Linked DNA regions of Homo sapiens: region 1 is linked to region 2. The links are chromatin loops, found by intact Hi-C in ENCODE. Cell type or tissue: Caco-2. All regions are shown on one strand. Links, peaks and the distances in the headings refer to the core of each region. The heading gives the core; the rest is flanking DNA.

Region 1 (10,443 bases), core at 968-8,967, 54 kb before region 2:
GCTCCAAGAGGGATCTCTCCTTGAGACTTGACAGTTGATTTGCAGACAAAAGTATGCCCTCATGGAACTCTCACCTCCAGCGGTTCCCCTTAGACCTCACACCCATTAGGAGGGGATGTGGAGAGGATGCTCAGGTGGCCACTTTTACAACTGCTGTCCTGCTCATTTCCCTCCCTACTTTATAAAAATGTCCACTTTCTGCTCCAAAGGTGAAGTGTCACATTAGAAGGCAGGATGCTTTATGCTCCTTCCCCAAAACTAATCTCCAAATAAGTTCTCTATTTTTGTATCAGACTGTGCTCTTTTTAATTAGACTTTACATGAAGTGAGCAACTAAGCTTTTCTGTTACAAGACTTCATGCCCACAGATACATTCAAGTCCCAGATGGAAAGGTGATCTGGATCAGGCAAGGTGCTGACCATGGGAACAGGAGAGAGTCAAGGGAATCTGAGGAAGCACATGTTTGTGTCCAATATAGTCCCCTCCTTGTGCCACTCAGATGTGCTCATGCCCTCCAACTGTGGCTGGTTTTATAAGCAGATGCCTTGTGTAGTTGCACGCAGTCTTGTGCTTGAGGGGCTTTTTGCTTGGATTAATGTTCTGCACTTGCATTTTTATTTTTCAGACAGCAGATACTCCTCCGCTGAAGAGGGAATAGTTCTGCAGTAATTCCCTAGGGGTTTGCTTTCTCCTCTCCTACGGGCTTGATGGAGACAGGCACAGAGTCCTATAATGCCCACGATGCATGCCTCTAGCAGCTTTGAATTCTGCTGGATCATCTGACTCAATGGGCAGAGCAGGTTGGGCCACAGCCTATACCTGCTGTAGAGATATCTTATGTTCTGGATTCCACTTGAAACCACTAGTCTTTGCATTCATTCTGTAACCCATCTGGTTTTGGCAGAGGCTAGGTAGGTTAACTGAACAGGGATTTAAAAAGGACTTTATTAACAAGTCAGAGCAATATCCTCTATTGTGGTATTTGTGGACTCCAAAACCCCAAGAGAGTCAATAAACACTGTGCTTCTCTTTTAGTGATAAGAAGTATTTATAGGGCAACAGGCCACTTACTTTAAAAAGGATGTTTCTGCTGGGCATGGTGGCTCACCCCTGTAATCCCAGCACTTTGGGAGGCCAAGGTGGGCAGATCACTTGAGGCCATGAGTTTGAGACCAGCCTGGCTAACATGGTGAAACCAGGTCTCTACTTTAAAAAAAAAAAAAATTGCCAGGCATGGTAGCACATGGCTGTAAATACAGCTAGTAAGGAGGCTGAAGGATTTGAACTGATTGAACCCAGGAGGCGAAGTTTGCAGTGAGCCGAGATGGCACCAGTGCACTCTAGCCTGGGCAACAGAGCAAGACTCTGTCTCAAAAATAAATATATAAATAAATAAATGGATTTTTCGACATGTAGACCAGGAATATGAGACCTTAAAAACAATATCTATGTTGCAGGTTTCCAAATATTATCAGGTGTATCTCTTTCTGCTAGTATTTTATTTCTATTTAACGTTCAAGTATTTTACTATATTTAGGGACCTTTCCATTTCCTGGTTATTGCACCAATTACTGTAACATTATTAATAAATTAACATGATGTTTTGCAAAATGTAAATTAAACTGAGAGCAGAAGTGACATCGCCCTGACATAAAACAGTGAAGCAGCACTTTCGTTCTTACCAAACAAAGGCCAACTGTTTTAATCTCCCGACCCACCCGTGGGTGAAAAACAAGAAATATTCACTTAATCGAGAGCCACATGCAAAGTGCCAGAAGCTCTGCTCTGCTCAGGGAAGATACCACATCCTAGAGAGCATTTGTAAGTAGTGATTTAAATTTATGGAACTCTGCCCTCATTTTATAATGTATCTGATTTTGGTAGAGGCCATTTAGGTTAAGTGGAGAGGGATGTAAAAAGACTACCATCCCCTGTAACTTTCAAGTGTTTTGTCATGGTAGTGATCAATTCCATTCCTTGGAGAATGTGATTATTATTTTTCAATCCTTGTTGCCAGTGGAGGAGAATTTCGCAGGCTTCGCCTTGGTCCTGCTCTAATAGTGTCCCTTACTCTGCAGGTCAGGAAGAAGGTGAGAGTCCTGCCAGCTGCCATGTTTGTCCATTTCAATTACATGTTCAGGAAGAGGTAATAACAGCAAACTGATTAGATCCACCTTGGGATGTACATGAGTCAAAAATCTAGGTAGCATCTGACCTTCAAAAACTCCCAGTGCAGGCTTGGTATGATGGCTCTTGCTTGCAATCCCGGAACTTTGGTAGGCACAGTTGGGAATATCTATTGAGGCCAGGAGTTCCAGACCACCCTGGGCTACATGGTGAGAGCTTGTCTCTACAAAAACTAAAAAAAGAAAAAACAACAACAAAAATTAGTTTGGCATGGTGGTGCTCACCTGTAGTCCCAGTTACACAGAAGGATGAGGCAGGATACTCCCTTGAACCTGAAAACAATATGCGAGTCAGTTGCTGGTGGCATCCAGAATCCAGTTAAAAAGAGTGAGGCCTGGTTCAAAAGTAATGAATTTATTTCAAACCTAGCTTGGGGAAGGGGCACAAAGAGTCCTGCCTTTAAGTGTACCACTTCACCTTTGGAGCAGAAAGCAGACACTTTTATAAGGTAAGGGGGGTTATTGAGCAAGGGTAGAGGGTCCTCCTGCAAGCTTGGTGCCTTTTCTACCATGCAGGGGTCTGTCCAGCAGACCCTGACTCAATGACAGAGGAATAACATACACCGACATGTATGTTTTGCTTGTCAGTCCAGCCGAGCATCCGGGCCACTTAACAGACTCTAAGGAAGAGTGCTGTCAGCTGCCGCCCCAACTTGCTGGCCTTCTTGGCATTTATTTAGAACACATTAAATGACAAAAACTTTGAGTCAACACCATTAGAGGGTAATCAACTCTGTCACCTTCCCCCAGGAGAGCAATCCTGCCTGTGAGTGATGAAAGGTTAGCTTTAGGACTACCTGAGTAAACAAGCTCTTTAGATAAACTACTCTACATTCCTTTGTGTCTGTGCCCAAAGTGCTCTGGCTCTGGCAAAGAGACTGGCTGCCTTCAGCCAAACTATCTGAAGTTATGCAAAAACTTTTGGTCTTCCAAGAAGGTCTTTTTTTTATTTTATAATTTTCCCTACCATTCTGACTGAACCCCTGCACTACCAGATAGTTGAATTGGCACCTGCCTTTGCAGAAATACATTATAAAAGTGGCCAAGTAGGTATGCTTTCCATATGCCCTCCTGTTGGATGAAAGTCCTTAGGTAATTCCTAGAGTGGAGCAGAGCCTGGAATTTCCTGGTCCACTTCCTGGAGGTAAAAATTCTGTGGTGGGTGTGTTTGGTCTGCAAATTGACTGTCAGTTCTCAGGAGAGATTGGTCTCGGAGCACATAGTTAGAAAAATGTGCCCTGCAGGGAATGTCTAGTGAGTGGGGGTGAAAGGTTCTATTTGCATTTATGAATGGCTAAGCAGGATACAGGGAACAAAGGGAAAGGGGAGAGAAGAGAAAATAATAATAAAAATCATAATTCATTCTCTTTTTCTTAGAAAAAAATGGGGCAATCTGTTACAAACCCTGGAATTCAAGGCTGTAGTGAGTAATGATCATGCCACTGTACTAGATACAGCCTGGGTGACAGATTGAGACTGTCTCTCTGAAAAAGCCAACGCAAATAACACAGAAAACAAAAGAAAATTAAAAAGAAAATCTCCTACTCCATCTCATGGACCACAGTGTCTTTTGGGTACCTAGATAATTAGTGTTAGTTCAGGCTCTGCTGGGGTGGCCAATATCTGGTTTACTGGTGGCAATTTCATACGAGTCTGCAGCAACGTCAAGTCTTGCCTCCCCAGAGGAAGGAATTCAACTGAGGGGCATAAGTAAGAAGAGACTGAAGGAAGTTTCTGAGCAGGAATGGAAGTTTATTAAAAAGAGAGCAGGAAAGAAAGGAAGAGACTTTATTGGAAGTCTCTTGGAAGACACTTGGAAGAGACCACAGCGGGCACTTTGGAGATCAAGTGCAGTGTTAGATCTTTGACTTGTGGTTTTATATGTTGGTATACTTCTGGGGTCTTGTGTTCCTTTTCCCATGATTCAGCCCCTTAGGGTGGGCTGCTCACATGTGTGGTAGCCTGCTAACACTTTGGAGGTGAGCATGCGCAGTGTGTTTACTGGAGTTGTACACATGCTTGCCTGAGGCATTCTTCCCTTTTTTGGTGGAATGCCCACAGAAGGTCATATTCCACCATTTTCTCTCTTAACACGCATGCCTTAGCCTACTCACCCTATTCCTGAGCTGCTGACTACCAATTTTAAGCGTTTTTATTTATTGTGAAATTGCCTCTCCCTGGCGCCTGTGACCAATTATTATTTTTAGAGAGGCAGGGTGTCAACTGCCAGGGCATCAGCTGATGGCCACCTGACATTCCTTGTGGGTGGTGGGAGCCCTCTTCTGCCCCACTCATGCCTGACTAACTACGTACTGTAAAAGCCCTATACCTAAAAGTCTCAGATGGTATGGATGTGTGTCCTTTCCTCTGGGTACTGTTTATCTAGGAAATGGCTGCAGGTCTTTGAGAAAGCATCATATAAATACATTCTGAATATTCTGTGGTGAATTTTCAGCATCTGTTATCAAGGGGACTTAAGCTTCCCTTCAATTATTGAATTCTTGTTCTTGGAATTGGCTCAGTCCTGACAACTGGTTGAGGTTTCTTGATTTTCCACTTCAAAGGCCGACCTCAGGAATGAGCTTTTCAGCTCCATTTTGCTCTTGGTTTATAAGTATTTATCAAAGTGTGAAGCCTCTTCAACTATTGGCTTATGAACTCATTCCAATGAAGCTACTGCTGTCATCGTTTCATTGATTCTGACGTTTCCAAGATCACCAGAGTCTATGTTGCCAAGGTTAGTCTTCATGTTGCATGCTCTATTAGCCACATTGAACGTAGTTTATTTGCATTTCAGGATGATGCCCTTTCCTGATTTTATCTTTGTTCACTGGGCACCACTCCACTTCTCATTCTCCTTTGCTAGTTGTCTTTTGTCTCTAAACTGAAAACATGAGATTGCCCAAGATCTCAATTCTACAATCTCTGCAATGATGCCTGTTGTGTTGGTGATCTCATGTATTCTCCTTACTGACAATGTAGCCAAATCAGTTAACAGACAAGCGTAAGGGTGATTATCCATTTATATTAATTATTTATTCACACATCTTGGCATATAGCACATTATGTAAATATTTTTCCTTCAAATGTCAAATTTACATTTAGAAGTAACAGTACCAGGTTGGATGCTGTGGCTCAAGCCTGTAATTGAGCACCTTGGGAGGTTTAGGTAGACAGATTTCTTGAGCACAATTATTGGAGACCAACCTAGGAAACATGGTGAAACCCAGTCTCTAGCAAAAATATGACAATTAGCTAGGTGAGGTGGTGTCCACCTGCAGTCCTAGCTACCTGGGAGGCTAAGGTGGGAGGATAGCTTGAGGCTGGGAGCTGTAGAGAGCAGTGGAGAGCAGTGAGCCAATCCGAAACCACTGCACTCCAGTTGGGGCTACAGAGTGAGACCATGTCTCAAAAAATGAAAAATAGAAGTAATAATACCAAAAATCTAAGGGAAAAGATGGAGTATTAATAATATTTTTGCTTGAATTTCCACTAAATCAGAGTGAGGGTGACCCACCATCTAATTTAGTTTTATTTAAAATAGCATTATACATATTGATAGATTACTATGCAGGGGATTATTATTATTATAGAAATAATGATCTAAGTAGAGAAATATACAGATGGAATTATGGTTGATTAACCCACTTATATTACTTGCAGTTGTACAGGTAGTATGTTTTAGTATCTTAGTTACTAATCTCACCTTTTACGTATAGCTCTATAATCAAATATGAGTTATTTTTTGTGTATGGTATGAAATAAGAATATAAATTTATCTTTATGCATGTCCTCCAAATGTCTTTCAGACCTCCAAATGGATAAACAAATTGTGGCATACTTATACAATGGAATACTATACAGTGATCAAAATTAATGAACTAGACAGACATGTTTACAACAGAATAATACAACAAAGAAAATGAACAAATTTGAGCTACATAGATAATAATACTCACAAATGTGAGAGGAATTATCAAGATGGAAAAATACATTCAGTATAATCTCATTTACATAAAGTTCAAGAAAAATATTTTTAATATATTGTAATTTGTTACATTGGTGATAAAACTCTACAGTGAAACATATGAGTGATCATCATAACAATTGGGATAATCAGGAGGGAGGAGATAAACGGGAAATATCAGCAAGAAGACATATATTGGGAGTGTCTGGATTACTGGCAAATTCTATTTTCTGACCAAGGTGTGGTAACATCGATGTTAATGTTATAATTTTTTCTCTTACTGTTTATTAGGTTTTATTATGCTCCATATGTAAGTTATGCTCCCCAATAAAAAAAAAAAGTTAAAAAAGCAGAAACATAAAATACATTCCTACATATAAAATTAGGGTGATACAGCATATTCTTATAGATACCATTGTTATTAGAGTATTTGCTGAATAAAGGAGAATAGAGCATTATGGTACTAAGAAATCCAAGTTAAAATTTAAAATTTTTCTTATTGTTTTGAGACAGGGTCTCTCTCTGTTGCCCAGGCTGGAGTGCACAAGCAGAATCTTGGCTCAGTGCAACCTCTGCTATCCAGGCTCAAGTAATTCTCCCATCTCAGCTTCCAGAGTAGCTAGGACAACAGGCGTGCACCACCACGCCCTGCTAATTTTTTCTGTTTTTGGTAGAGACAGGGTTTTGGCATGTTTCCCAGGCTGGACTTGAACTCCTGTGCTCAGGCAATCCAACTGCCTCAGCCTTCCAAAATGCTGGGATTACAGATGTGAGCCACTAGACCTGCCCTGAAACTTTTCTTAAATTAATATTTTTTTAAAAAGAAGACATAAGCAAGAACTGTAAATCCACCTTCTTAATGCTAATATGAATTTGAAACATCAAAACTTGAATATTTATGACAGCTAAACACCTTTTTTCTTATTTCCAATTTAATTATTTATAATACACATGTCAAAGTGTCACAAAGTCATGAATTTCCAATAAATTATAGTATGATGGAGGTTAAATATATAGACCTATTATCCCAAAATGTGTCTCTAAATGAAATATTTGTATTCATATTGTTAGCATTCTAATTTCACAATACTAATCATGTGTACACCTGTGTGTTGGGTAAAATATTTTGTTAATATAAATTTTTTGATTCTGCATTGGAGAAAAAAATCATAGAAAGGCAAATTTGTTAAGGTATAAAACATATTTAGCATGATCTTTGAGCATGTTTGTGCATATATAATGCTACTTTCACTGCTATAGTAAAATGATCCAGATTTAGTCACCATAGCTAAGAATGTGAAAAAGGCTTGCAAGAATTTGGCTTGCTAATGATGCTATTAAAAGATGAAATGAAGTTGATATACTGTATTATTGCAGAGAGTATTTTTCTATATTCATATTGAAAAATGCCCAAAAAGCCCCAAAATAGAATCCTAATTATTGGATGTCACTTTTGCTATGAATTTTTAAAATGTAGTAAAAGAAAAAGAAGCAAAGAAATTCTTGAAAATATGTTGGTTTTACATTATTCTTGATGAACTACCACATGAGGATACTTCTCTAGGCCTGATGCTGAGAATCATAGAAGAAACATGAGGCCATGAGGAAGAATAGTAGGGTTCTCTCACTACCCTGAACTCCAGTACTTAAAAAACAAGATGGAAATCACATTTATCAAATAGCATTCTCCCTTTTACCTGCCATAATTATTATCATCATCATCTATATATACATCTATCTCATTAAATGATATATTTTTGAAATATTTAAATACATAATTTGGAAAATAAGTAATTTTTAAAAGACCATCATTGTGGGAAAGTTACAGGAGTAAACAGCAAAGCTTAGTCATGCTCAATACATGTAGATTTAGAAATTAAGTATAGCTTATTTTACAATATATTGCTTAAGCAAATAATTATTTATAGATGAGCTTAAACTAATCTTTGTTTCATTATGATCACTATAGAAACAATTTAGATTTTAGTGTAACTAAAACTAACCAGTAAGAAGGACAAAGCAAATGATACATTTTATGAGCTAGCTTTTATTTCTAAGAGAGGATTTTAGGACCAAATAGTCAAACAGAGTTAAGACCTCAGATCTTCTGTCACACTTGTGTGAGTGATGGTGGAGTTCGAAAGTTATAGTTCTATAAACAAAACTATACTCACGGATAGGGATTAAATGGTGGAATTCTTTAGAAACACCAGATTCAGTTTTGTTTCCATGAGACTTAAAGTTCTTCAATCTTTCATAAACTTGTATGTACTGTTTTACTCTTTGATCTTTTAAAGATTGTTATAAATGAAGAAGTCTTGATTTCTGCTAATAAAAACAGAGTAAAATTTAAATCATGGAATAGAAAGGTGGAGCTGTGGTTGAGATATTATATTTTATTAATTGTAATGACATTTTGAGATCCAGTGCTGCTCACTGAATTTCCCTGTGAGGAGAGTTTGTGGTGATGACCCAGCAACAGACAAGCTACTATCCAAAAAAAGCTACTCACATCAAATCAATTTCCAGTTTCTTCCAAGTTGCAGGAGAATGCGTAGACCATAATTTTAATCTCTTCTGTGACCTAAGTATTACAAAAAGAAGAAAATCACTACAATTTTCATGTCAGGTGTGCTAAAAATTTACAAAAACTATTTTTTAAGAAGTTGGTGTTATAAATACTTTGTTTAGTTTCTCCATTAAAAAATGATTTATAGCAAGAGAATAAAAGTTCATTTCTACCCCTAAAACAATAAGATAAAAAAGAGTAATGAATATTGAGAATCCAATAGACAGAGTTGAGAACCAGTTAAACATAAGAAAGAATTAGTGAATTGGAAGATAACTGCCCAGAATGAAGCATAAAGAGACCAAGAGGTAGAAAATATAAGGCTAGAGGGTCAGAGACATTGAAGCTACAATCAGAACAACTAACATACTTCTGCAGTTCCAGAAGATTAGAAGAGAGAAAATGGGCCAGAAGCATTGTGGAGATTTTTCCAAAAGTGGTAAAGTGTATCAGTTCATATATTTTTAGAAACCATCAAACTTCAGACAAGATAACTAAAACCAAATTAATATAAAATGACAGGACATCAAAGACCAATAAAAAACCTGAAAGGTAACTAAAGGAAAAGACAGATTATGTTAAAGGGAATAACTGTCTAAATGACAACCTGATTTTCAACAGACAAAAATGAAGCTAGAATTCAATGGAATCATGCCTTCAGTGCATTTCAAAAGTAGAATAGACCTTGATAAACAGAAACTTAAAATGATATTTTTTTCAGATAATAGAAAAATTATTATTATTATCAGTATTATTCTATGTGGAGTTGGAGTCTCAATCTGGTGTCCAGGCTGGAGTTCAGTGGTAGGATCATGGCTTACTGCAGTCTGGAACTCCCGGGATCAAACCATCCTCCCACCTCAGCCTTGTGAGTAGCTTCCTTATGCCTGGCTTTTTCATTTATTGTAGACACAGTTTCGCTGTGTTGCACAGGCTGGTCTTGAACTCCTGGGTGTTCCTGACTCAGCCTTACAAAATGTTGAGATTATGGGTGTGAGCCACCCTGCCTTGCCAATAAAAGGACTTTTTGAAACTATTAAATTGAATATGCAAAAAGGAATACAAATTAATGAAGTGGTAAATATGTGCATAATTCTAAATGAATGTTTACTGCATAAAATAATAATGTCTTGTTGGGGTAATTATATAATTGATAAGATACATGCAAATGGCAAAAAATAGAATGGAGGTAAAGCTGACAGGAGTACATTTAGTTAAATTATCTTTTAAACTTTTCTATGTCTATGAGGATATTTTGCACAATGACCCTGTAATTCTACTCAAAGGTATATATACAGAGGAATTGCATCAAATGATATATGAAAGAATGCTCTAGTAGAATTATTCGTAACTGTTCAAAAAAGAAGCTGGCCAAATATATATTAAGGATAGATCAATCATTACAGTAAATCCACACAATGGAACAGTATAGAGAAGTGAAAAAAAATCACATGTACTTGCAACTATGTGACTAAATTTCAGAAACACAATGTTGAGTCCAAGAAGCCACAAACAAGAAGAACATGTAGGATTGCACCTACACGCAGTGCAAAGCAGGCCAGACCAAGCGATGGAGTTTAGGGTTGCATACCTAGTTGGTAAAGTGTAAAGAAAATTAAGGAAATAATCACCATAAATTTTGGATATTGCTTATCTCAGGAGGTATGAAGAAATGTTTAGGGACTTGGAAAGTGGCATGGAGGTGGACCTAGGTTGTGTT
Region 2 (11,325 bases), core at 1,596-9,595:
ATGGTGTCTGGAACATTTTATATTTCTATCAGTTTTTCCATAGTGTTTGTATGTGAGTAATTTCAAAACAGATACCTAGAAAAGTCATATATATATTTATGGGTGTATATGTGTGCATGTGTGTGAATAACAACGTTGACCATAAATTATGAAGCTGAGTATATTTCACATATATAGTATTTATATTTTATTATAGTTCATTGTATAGTATTTCATTTGAAGAATTTATTATCTCTCTTTATAATTAAGAACGTACAGCTTTTATGAAGAAATCATTTCTCTTTTCCATTGTAATTTGTACCACATATATGTGCTTAACTATCATTGGTGAACCTCTAATTTTTTGGATGGTAAAGACATTCAATTTTAAATCAATGATAAGAATGGATCTTTGGGGTAGGTTTTATTTCATTATGAATTCTTATTTTATGCTTAGTAGAAAGCAAATAGAATTGTTGTTAGTTAATGATGCACACAATAAAATTGGAGTGAAAAACATATGTAGAGTAAATTTTGTATATGTATACCAAAACAGTACTAAAGAATACTAGATTTAATACCAGTATGTGAATAGCCTAGAATAAAAATCATTTCTATAATAGGAATGAAGAAACATGCTGATGATCATTTCAGTGCTGTTATAATTTTTTTATCTGTAGTTAGAAAAGTCATTGCTTCCACTTTTTGAATTAAAGGAAACCTTTTGTGAAGTTGACATCTGATGTCAAGTATTTCCATTTGTTTTTCTTAGCCACCTTGAGCCCCTGAATTTCCAATTTTCTCCTTTGTCTCCCATTCCTAATATTCCTCAAAAAAACTCAAATATTCTCTATCTTAAAAAAACAGGCCAATCAAAGGAGGGTATAGAAACTATAGAAGATAATCAAATGAAACTTTCCTCAAATGTTAAAAATTATGTAAAAATTACATAAAAATCTGTGAAATCTATATAATTGATAGGAAATGTATTAATGATATGTATTATTATAATGGTGTAAATGGTGAAATTACACAGTGTGTTGATGTATCCATTGATACCAAGTTCTATTATAAGAAGGAAATGTACAGCCTTGTTGAAGAGCTAAATTCTGTGTGACTGTGTTAATTCTTGGTGTTATGAAATTTTAACATTATTATGTAGAACTTAAAATAAGTTAACTCCACATCATATATATATCTATGTATCTATATCTATATCTATAGACATATATATATATATATATATATATATATCGCTTATCATACGTCCTCCCTAGTACAATGTAATCACCATAAAAAGAGAGGTCATATCTGTCTCGCTTTCTCTTGACTCACAGGACCTAAAAGCCAGCACAAAGAATAGTTGGTCAAAAATGATATGTTAATGAACACATAAGTGATTGGATAAATGGATAATTTGATGTGGTAAATCAGTGAAAATGAAGCTCATCATAAAATCTGCAGTTGCTTGAATTTTCTATTTTCAGGTTGAGGTTATAGGCTTTTTGAAGAAGAAGCATTTCTCAGAGCAAAAGTTTGGCTAGTCCACAATTCTAGGGGAAATATCACTGTAATATAGCTTTGATGCAGCTATATCAGGTGTGTGAAGTAGAGACAAGGTGGAACGTCAAAATTAGATGGCACTTATTCTAATGCTTTTTGAAAAGCATATTAAAGATTTTGGTATATTTGCACAGGGTCAGGGTCACCTGTGAGTGCCAGCTGCTCGGGGCTAGCAGACCCCATGACAAGAATGTTAGGGAACTTCCCAGCAGCTGCCAAACACACTTTTGTTTTTAGGGAACGTCTCTTTCTCCTTCAGTATGACTTATGCTGCCTTCAATGCTTTGCTGATACAAAAGAAGTAAACTCAAAAGAAGTAAAAATAAAAGCTAGCAAACTTTGCAACTGATTAAGTTGGTTGGAAATGTACCTAATCACTTTCTACTATGAATGATATATTTGTATTATGATATTTTCTAGCTGGTTATCATATACACAAAAAGGCATTTCATTTTTAAAAATTGAGTTTGTAACCAGTCACCTTTCTTACACATTATTTGTATATTTTTTTAGTATCCTTTCTAAATGAATGTTTTAATTGCCATGTTATAAACGCATGGAAAAGTGATGCAACTGAATGTATATCTTAGCTTTTGGTGTCTAAAACTAGAGCCAATGTCTGAGTTTACAGTGATGACATTTATTTGGGAAGGCAAGTCCAGGGCAGCAATGAGGGGTAAATGTGGAAACTGAGGCAAAAGAAGATGTAAAACCATGTGTCGTGATGTTGATATGATTTTGCTGGTGGCCACTTCACAATTAGTGAGACAGACAGCATGGTGGTCATCAGATGCATGCACTTGGCTCTCCATACTTTTCCAGAAGGGTTACAAGGGGAAGCCACAACAAATATTAGTCCGTGGAAGAGAGAAAAGGGAGAATGTATCCTAGCTGTCTTCTGTCTTCTATTTCCCTTTGGCCAAAGTTTGTTTGAGGCAGAACTACCATCTTTGCTTTTCTTCCTTACATTATCCAACCCCTTGGTGGCTGTTTGGGAAAGTCACACTAACCAATACCCCCATTTTTCTAAGAGATAGTTTTTTTTTAATTTATTTTTTCTCTTTTCCTCTCCCCTTTCCCTATGTTTCCCCGCTTTCTACTTAACTTTTTAGACATGCACATAGAACTGTTTACTTTCCCCCCACCAGACAGTCCCTTCGGGCGAGTTCATCTAACTATGTGCTCCACGAGGGATCTCTCCTTGAGACTTGACAGTTGATTTGCAGACAAAAGTATGCCCTCATGGAACTCTCACCTCCAGGGGTTCCCCTTAGACCTCACATCCATTAGGAGGGGATGTGGAAAGGATGCCCACGTGGCCACTTTTACAACTGCTGTCCTGCTCATTTCCTTCCCTACTTTATAAAACGTTCACTTTCTGCTCCAAAGATGAAGTGTCACGTTGGAAGGCAGGATGCTTTGTGCCCCTTCCAGCAAGCTAACTTCCAAATAAATTCTCTATTTTTATATCAGACCTTGTTCTTGTTAATTAGACTTTACATGAAGTGAGCAACTAAGCTTTTCTGTTACAAGACTTCATGCCCACAGATACATTCAAGTCCCAGGTGGAAGGATGATCTAGATCAGGCAAGGTGCTGACCATGGGAACAGGAGACAGTCAAGGGAATCTGAGGAAGCACATGTTTGTGTCCAATATAGTCCCCTCCTTGTGCCACTCAGATGTGCTCATGCCCTCCAACTGTGGCTGGTTTTATAAGCAGATGCCTTGTGTAGTTGCACGGGGTCTTGTGCTTGAGGGGCTTTTTGCTTGGATTAATGTTCTGCACTTGCATTTTTATTTTTCAGACAGCGGATAATCCTCCACTGAAGAGGGAATAGTTCTGCAGTAATTCCCTAGGGGTTTGCTTTCTCCTCTCCTACGGGCTTGATGGAGACAGGCACAGAGTCCTATGATGCCCACGTTGCATGCCTCTAGCAGCTTTGAATTCTGCTGGATCATCTGGCACAATGGGCCGAGCAGGTTGGGCCAGACCCTGTATCTGCTGTAGAGATATTATATGTTCTGGATTCCACTTGAAACCAGGAGTCTTTGCATTCATTCTGTAACCCATCTGGTTTTGGCAGAGGCTAGGTAGGTTAACTGAACAGGGATTTAAAAAGGACTTTATTAACACATCAGAGCAATATCCTCTACTGTGGTATTTTTGGACTCCAAAATCCCTAGAGGCTCAATAAACGCCGTGCTTCTCTTTTAGTGATAGGAAGTATATAGGAAGCCATTTACCTTAAACAGGATGTTTCTGCTCGGCATGGTGGTTCACGCCTGTAATACCAGCACTTTGGGAGACCAACGCAGGCAGATCACTGGAGGCCAGGAGTTTGAGACTAGCCTGAGCAACATGGTGAAACCCCATCTCTACTTAAAAAAAAATACAAAAAAATTTAGCCAGGCATGGTGGCCAATGCCCGTAAACCCAGCTACTCAGGAGGCTGAAGGATTTGAATTGATTGAACCCAGGAGGCGAAGTTTGCAGTGAGCCGGGATTGCAACACTGCATTCCGGCCTGGGCAACAGAGCGAGACTCTATCTCAAATATAAATAAATAAATTAATTAATTGATTTTTCAACATGTGGACCAGGAATATGGGACCCCTGAAAACAATATCTGCGTTGGTGTTCTCTAAATATTTTCAGGCATGTCTCTTTCTTCTGATATTTTATTTCTATTTAATGTTTAAGTATTTTACTATAATTAGGTAACTTTCCATTTCCTGGTTATTGTACCAATTACCGTAACATTATTAATATATTAAATTAACATGATGTTTTCCAAAATGTAAATTAAACTGAGAGCAGAAGTGACAAAGCCCTGACATAAAACAGTGAAGCAGTGCTCTTGTTTTTACCACACAAAGGCCAATTGTTTTAATCTGCTGACCCACCCATGGGTGTAAAATAAGAAACATTCACTAAATCAAGAGCCACATGCAAACTGCCAGGAGCTCTGCTCTGCTCAGGGAAGATACCACATCCTAGAGAGCATTTGTAAGTAGTGATTTAAATTTATGGAAATCTGCATTCATTTTATAGTGTATCTGGTTTTGGTAGAGGCCAGATAGGTTAAGTGGATAGGCATATAAAAAGACTACCATCCCCTGCAACTTTCAAGTGTTTTGTCATGGTAGTGATCAATTCCATTCCTTGGAGAATGTGATTATTATTTTTCAATCATTGTTGCCAGTGGAGGAGAATTTCACAGGCTTCCCCTTGGTTCTGCTCTAATAATGTCCCTGACTCTACAGGTCAGGAAGAAAGTGAGAGTCCTGCCAGCTGCCATGTGTGTCCATTACACATTCAAGAAGAGGCAATAACGGCAAACTGATTAGATCCACCTTGGGATGGACATGAGTCAAAACTCTAGGTAGCATCTGACCTTCAAAACTCCCTCTGCAGGCTGGGTATGATGGCTCATGCCCGCAGTCCCCGCACTTTTGGAGGCGGAGGTGGGAATATCTCTTGAGGCCCAGAGTTGCAGACCACCTTGGGCTACACAGTGACAGCCTGTCTGTACAAAAACTAAAAAACAGAAAAAACAACAACAAAAAATTAGTTTGGCATGGTGGTACTCACCTGTAGTCCCAGTTACCCAGAAAGATGAGACAGGAGACTCCTTTGGACCTATAACCAATATGCGAGTCCGTTGCTGGCCGCATGCAGTGTCCAGTTAACAAAAGTGAGGTCTGGTACAAAAGTAATGAATTTATTCCAAACCTAGCTTGGGGAAGGAGCACAAAGTGTCTTGCCTTTAAGTGTACCACTTCACCTTTGGAGCAGAAAGCAGACACTTTTATAAGGTAAGGAGGGATACTGAGCAAGGGTAGAGGGTCCTCATGCAGGCTTGGTGCCTTATCTATCAGACAGTTGAATTGGTGCCTTCCTGTGCAGAAGTAACTTGTAAAAGTGGCCAAGTGGGTATGCTTTCAATATGCCCTTCTGTTGGGTGAAAGTCCTCAGGCAACTCCCAGAGTGGAGCACAGTCTGGAAGTTCCAAGTCCATTTCCTGGAGGTAAACATTCCTTGGTGGGTGTGCTTTGGTCTGCAAATTGACTGTCAATTCTCAGAAGAGATCTGTCTTGCTGCACATAGTTAGAAGAACGTGCCCTGCAGGGAATGTCTAGTGAGTGGGGGTGAAAGGTTATATTTGCATTTATGAAGGGCTAAGCAGGAAACAGGGAACAAAAGGAAAGGGGAGATAAGAGAAAATAATAATAAAAAAATAGTAACTCATTCCCTGTTTCTTAGAAAAAATGGGGCACTCTGTTACAAACCCAGGAATTCAAGGCTGTAGTGAGTTATGATTTGCCACTGTACTACATACCTCCTAAGTGAAGGATTGAGACTGTGTATCTAAAAAACCCAAATGCAAATAACACACACACAAAAAGAAAATTTTAAAAAATCTCCCACTTCATCTCATGGACTGCAGTGTCTTTTGAGTACCCAGATATTACTGTTAGTTCAGGCTCTGTTGGAGTGGCCAATATCTGGTTTACTGGAGGCAATTTGGTACGAGTCTGCAGCAACTTCAAGTCTAACCTCCTCAGAAGAAAGAATTCAACTGAGGGGCATAAGGCGGAAAAAGAGACTGAGGGAAGTTTCTGAGCAGCAATGGAAGTTTATTAAAAAGATTTAGAGCAGGAAAGAAAGGAAAGTACACTTGGAAGAGACCACAGTGGGCATTTTGGAGGTCAAGTGCAGTGTTAGACCTTTGACTTGTGGTTTTATATGTTGGTATACTTCTGGGGTCTTGTGTTCCTTTTCCCACGATTCTTCCCTTAGGGTCTTGTGTTCCTTTTCCCATGATTCAGCCCCTTAGGGTGGGCTGCTCACATGTGTGGTGGCCTGCTAACACTTTGGAGGTGAGCATGCGCAGTGTGTTTACTGGAGTTGTACACATGCTTGCATGAGGCATTCTTCCCTTTTTTGGTGGAATGCCCCCAGAAGGTTGTTTTCTACCCTTTTCTCTCTTAACACGTATGCCTCAGCCTACTCGCCCTATTCCTGAGCTGCTGACTAGCAATTTTAAGCATCTTTACTTATTGTGAAATTGCCTCTCCCTGGTGCCTGTGAGCAATTATCATTTTTAGAGAGGCAGTGTGACAACTGCCAGGCCATCACCTGATGGCCACCTGACATTCCTGGTGGGTGGTGAGAGCCTTCTTCTGCCCCGCTCATGCCTGACTAACTATCTACTGTAAGAGCCCTATACCTAAAAGTCTCAGATGGTGTGGATGTGTGTCCTTTCCTCTGGGTACTGTTATCTGGGAAATGGCTACAGGTCTTTGAGAAAGCACCGTATGAATACGTCCTGAATATTCTTGTGGTGAATTTTCAGCATCCTTTTCAAGGGGACTTACACTTTCCTTCAATTATTGAATTCTTGTTCTCGGAATTGGCTCAGTCCTGACAACAGGTTGAGGTTCTTTGATTTTCCACTTCAAAGGCTGACCTCAGGAATCAGTTTTTCAGCCTTTGAAGTGAAAAGGCTTGCTCTTGGTTTATAAGTATTTTTCAAAGTATGAAGCCTCTTTAACTATTGGCTTATGAACTCATTCCAAGAAGCTGATGCTGTCATCAGTTCATTGATTCTGACATTTGCAAGATCACCAGAGAGTCTATGTTCCCAAGGTTAGTCATCATGTTGCATGCTCTATTAGCTGCATTGAACTTAGTTTATTTAGATTTCAGGATGCTGCCCTCTCCTGATTTTATCCTTATCCACTGGGCACTACTTCTCAATCTCCTTTGCTAGTTCTCTTTTGTCTCTAAACTGAAAATATCAGACTGCCCAAGGTCTCAATTCTTCAATCTCTACAATGATGCCTGTTGTGTTGGTGATCTCATGTAATCTCTTTACTGACAATGTAGCCAAGTGATTCAACAGACAGGAATAAGGCTGATTATCCATTTATATTATTTATTTATTCACGCATGTTGGCATATAGCACATTATGTAAATATTTTTCCTTCAAATGTCAAATGTACATTTTGAAGTAACAGTACCAGGGTGGATGCTGTGGCTTAAGCCTGTAATTGAGCACCTTGGGAGGCTTAGGCAGGCAGATTTCTTGAGCCCAATTATTGGAGACCAACCTGGGAAACATGGTGAAACCCAGTCTCTAGTAAAAATACAACAATTAGCCAGGTATAGTGGTGTCCACCTGTAGTCCTAGCTACTTGGGAGGCCAAGGTGGGAAACAGATTGAGGCTGGGAGCTATAGATTGCAGTTAGCCAATCTCAAACCACTGCACTCCAGTTTAGGCTCCAGAGTGAGACCATGTCTCAAAAAATAAAAATCTAGGGAGAATCAATAATATTTTTGCTTGAATTTCCACTAAATGAGATTGAGGGTAGCCCAGCATCTAATTTAGTTTTATTTAAAATAGTAATTTTAATATCAATAGATTGATAGGCAGGGGATTATTATTATTATAGACATAATGATCTAAGTAGAGAAATACACAGATAGAATTATGGTTGATTAACCCACTTGTATTACTTGCAATTGTACAGTTAGTATGTTTTAGTATCTTAGTTACTAATCTCACTTTTTACATTTAGCTCTATAATCAATTAAATATGAGTTATTTTTTGTGTATGGTGTGAAATAAGAATAGAAATTTATCTTTATGCATGTGGATATTCAATGTTCTCAGTATCATTTGTTGAAAAAATGATTAATTCCTATTGAACTGCAGTGGTACCATTTTTGAAATCAATTACCATCAATGTCAGTGTTAATTTCTGGACTCTCAGTTGTGTTTCATTGTTCTTTTGTCTACTGTAATGCCAGTACCACAGAATTCTGATTAGTGCAGCTTTGTAGTTAGCTTTGAAACCAGAAAGTGTAATCCTCCAAATGTGTTATTTTATCAAGATTTATTTTGGTGATCTGGTCACTGGGTATTTTCAGATATATTTTAGGACTGGTTTTTCACTTTTTGCAAAACAGGCTTGTTGGGATTTGATAGGGATTGCACTGAGTATATAAGTTGACCCTTCACCTGCAAAGACTCTCCTTGTGCTGGATTTCAGTTCAGCTGGCCCTCCTTGCTTGTACAACTCTGTGATGAATTGAATATATAATTTTTGCCTTTTATTACTCTTATCCTAGTTGTTGCAGAAGGATATCTTGCCTTTCTGAACCTTCTGTATTCTGCTCAAAAATGGAAGTTCTCAGCTAGGTGCAGTTCACGCCTGTATCCAAGCATTTTGGGAGACCAAGGTGGGAAGATCGTATGAGCCCATGTTTTCAAGACCATACTGGGCAACATAGGGAGACCCCATTTCTACAAAAAAACTGAAAAATTAGCTGGCTGTGTTGGTGCACGCCCATAGTCACAGCTACTCCAGAAGCTGAGGTGGGAGGATCTCTTGAGCCCAGGAGTACAAAGCTGTAGTGAACTACCACTGCACTCCAGCCTAGGCGACAGAGCAACATCCTTTCTCAAAACAAAAAAGGAAAAGTGGAAGTTTTCACTGGTATCTTTTAAGTATCAAGTAACACAGAATCGAAAGAATAACTAATAATCCTCGGTTCCTGCCTGCACTGAACATGTAAAATTGAAAGCAGTTATACATATACTATACTAGCACCTCATAAGGACTACCCAGAGTATTATTATCATCTGCGTTTTATACATAATTATACTGAGGTAGAGAGAATTCGTAAAATGGAGTCTCAGATCATAGCTATATAAAGCAGAAAATCTGGCTTCCTGTCCTGGCAGACTGACTCCAAGATCTTCTCCTAGAAACAATTATACTATAACAACTGGAAAGAAATAATATCCAATATTGAAGACCGATTTTTAACATCTATTCATCTTAAACCATTAAATAATAAAAAATACATTAGAGAAAAATAAAAGTGAAAATTCACATACAGAGAAGTGTAGGCTCTTCAATGGAATACACATGTTTTTTAAGTGCCCAAGGAATATTTACAAAATTGCTAAATATTTTAATTAAACAATTCATATTTAAATATTAACTAGACTCAAGAAAATGACTTACTCAAAAGCCTAAGCATGAGACACAAGTTTATAAATATTGAAAATGGGCTGAAAACATGATTGGGAAATTAGGGCTATTTCAACTTGGATGACCTGCCTGAAATTCATTTTCCATTTTGGAAATTACAGGACAATAATTCCTCCCATCCATGAGGAGCATGTATGTGTGTGGGCACATAAGTTTGTGTTAATGAGCTTGTTAAGAATAAAGTTATACAAAAGTATTAGTTAGCAGCAACCAGATTTTAAGGAATGTTGGCCTTCCTGGGCTTCCCAAGAAAACCTTGGAGTCTTTTAATAAGAAAACTTTGGATTCTGTCTACATAAATCTGACATTGAAAAAATAAATTCACAGTGGTCATGATTCTGGTTATGACCAAGTTCCATATGACAGTTTAGACATCCAATGTAGGAATTATGAGTTGGGTTTTAAAATTTCCATAACAACTGACATTGCTGAACACAAATTATGGAGAGGTTAAACAAGGAAAAATATTGCAAAACAATGAAGGAAAATATGTCTGTATTTGCATGCTAGCAAATGAGAATTCACCTTTCACTTCAACAACAGCATGAAAAATTTCATCTTATAGCCAGGACATAGTGTTTGAATAGAAATTTAATTGAGCTGTTTTGGGAATTATTGTGTTCTCCATAAAGACAGCCTCAAACTCATCCATTAGCACACCCTGGTGCTTTCCTGTTTGACACTGGTCAGAGAATGTAAAAGGAAAAAGAACATTACTGCACATTCAGAAATCAGGTGCACATAGAATTTAAGGTCAGGACCTTACAGAGAATCTTGTCCAGTGATAATACGCCTGCCTTAAAAAAATTCAGACATGGTAGGTTTATTACCAATCTTTTTTTGTGCTAGTAATGGTAGAATTTATTTTTTCCTGTGGACACCTACGTTAAACTTATAGACTACTTTTACATTTTAACATTTTTTTCCTTTGAGTTCTTTTAGGAGTTGTTAAACAATCCTGAAATTTCCCTTACAATATGCTACAAACTAATCATAATTTCTCAAATTCATTTGACATAATGATTGATTAAAGAAATATGTGTAGTATAATTACACCTGCTCATAACAAGAGTATTTGAAACTTCAAGAAAAAATAGAGAAATTAATAAAGAAATATGAATAAATATATGGAATATATAATTCATTCTTAATAAATGTGCATGAAATCAGTCATGTAATTAAAAAGCAACATAATTTTTTGAACTAAAAATACATTCTGAATTATAATAGAAAAATGTTTCTAAAATGTTAACTTTAATAATAGTGTATGTAAATATCAGTGTAAAATTTAATCTGATGTTACTAATTTTGGAAAGGATATGACACAATAGAAATTTTCATACACTACTCTTAGGATTATAAAGTACAATTACTTTGGCTGAATATGGCATTACCTGATTAAGGCGAAGTATTTTTTATTGTACCACACTTTAGAATGTGGTAAAATGAAACAATATCAAGTAAATCATTGGGAATATGTTGGTTTTAAGTTATTCTTGATGAAATATTACCTGAGGGTGTTTGTCTAGACCTGATACTGAGAATAATATAAGAATTATAAGGCCATGAAGAAAAATTAAAATAGTGTTCTCCCATTGCCCTGAATTCCAGCACTTAGGAAACATGATTGAAGTCACATTTACAGAATAAAATAGTCCCTTTTAGCTGACATCAACATCATCATCAATCATCTACACCTATCTCATTAAATGATTTA

The links. Peaks named below come from ENCODE experiments on the same cell type or tissue, not always from the same donor. Only the 100,000 strongest peaks of a DNase experiment are listed, where the experiment ranks them.
Region 1: it touches region 2 in a loop (8-fold over the local background); 50 of 110 quality-filtered maps call a loop at or near these places.

Annotation. Positions count from the first base shown.
Region 1 is chr12:11,064,080-11,074,522 of GRCh38, reverse strand. All of the region lies in intron 1 of PRH1-TAS2R14 (PRH1-TAS2R14 readthrough), which reads left to right. The region is part of intron 1 of PRH1-PRR4 (PRH1-PRR4 readthrough); the gene reads left to right. It also overlaps a transcript of PRH1 not described here. Among named protein-coding and RNA genes, the nearest start is that of TAS2R46, 7.0 kb to the right of the region's middle. RefSeq lists an enhancer at 2,578-3,272 and a silencer at 6,706-6,906. In Caco-2, for the core only: no CTCF peak of the experiment used is centred there; no DNase peak of the experiment used is centred there.
Region 2 is chr12:11,010,272-11,021,596 of GRCh38, reverse strand. All of the region lies in intron 3 of PRH1-TAS2R14 (PRH1-TAS2R14 readthrough), which reads left to right. All of the region lies in intron 3 of PRH1-PRR4 (PRH1-PRR4 readthrough), which reads left to right. It also overlaps a transcript of PRH1 not described here. Among named protein-coding and RNA genes, the nearest start is that of TAS2R19, 6.7 kb to the left of the region's middle. In Caco-2, for the core only: no CTCF peak of the experiment used is centred there; a DNase peak (open chromatin) is centred at 5,656.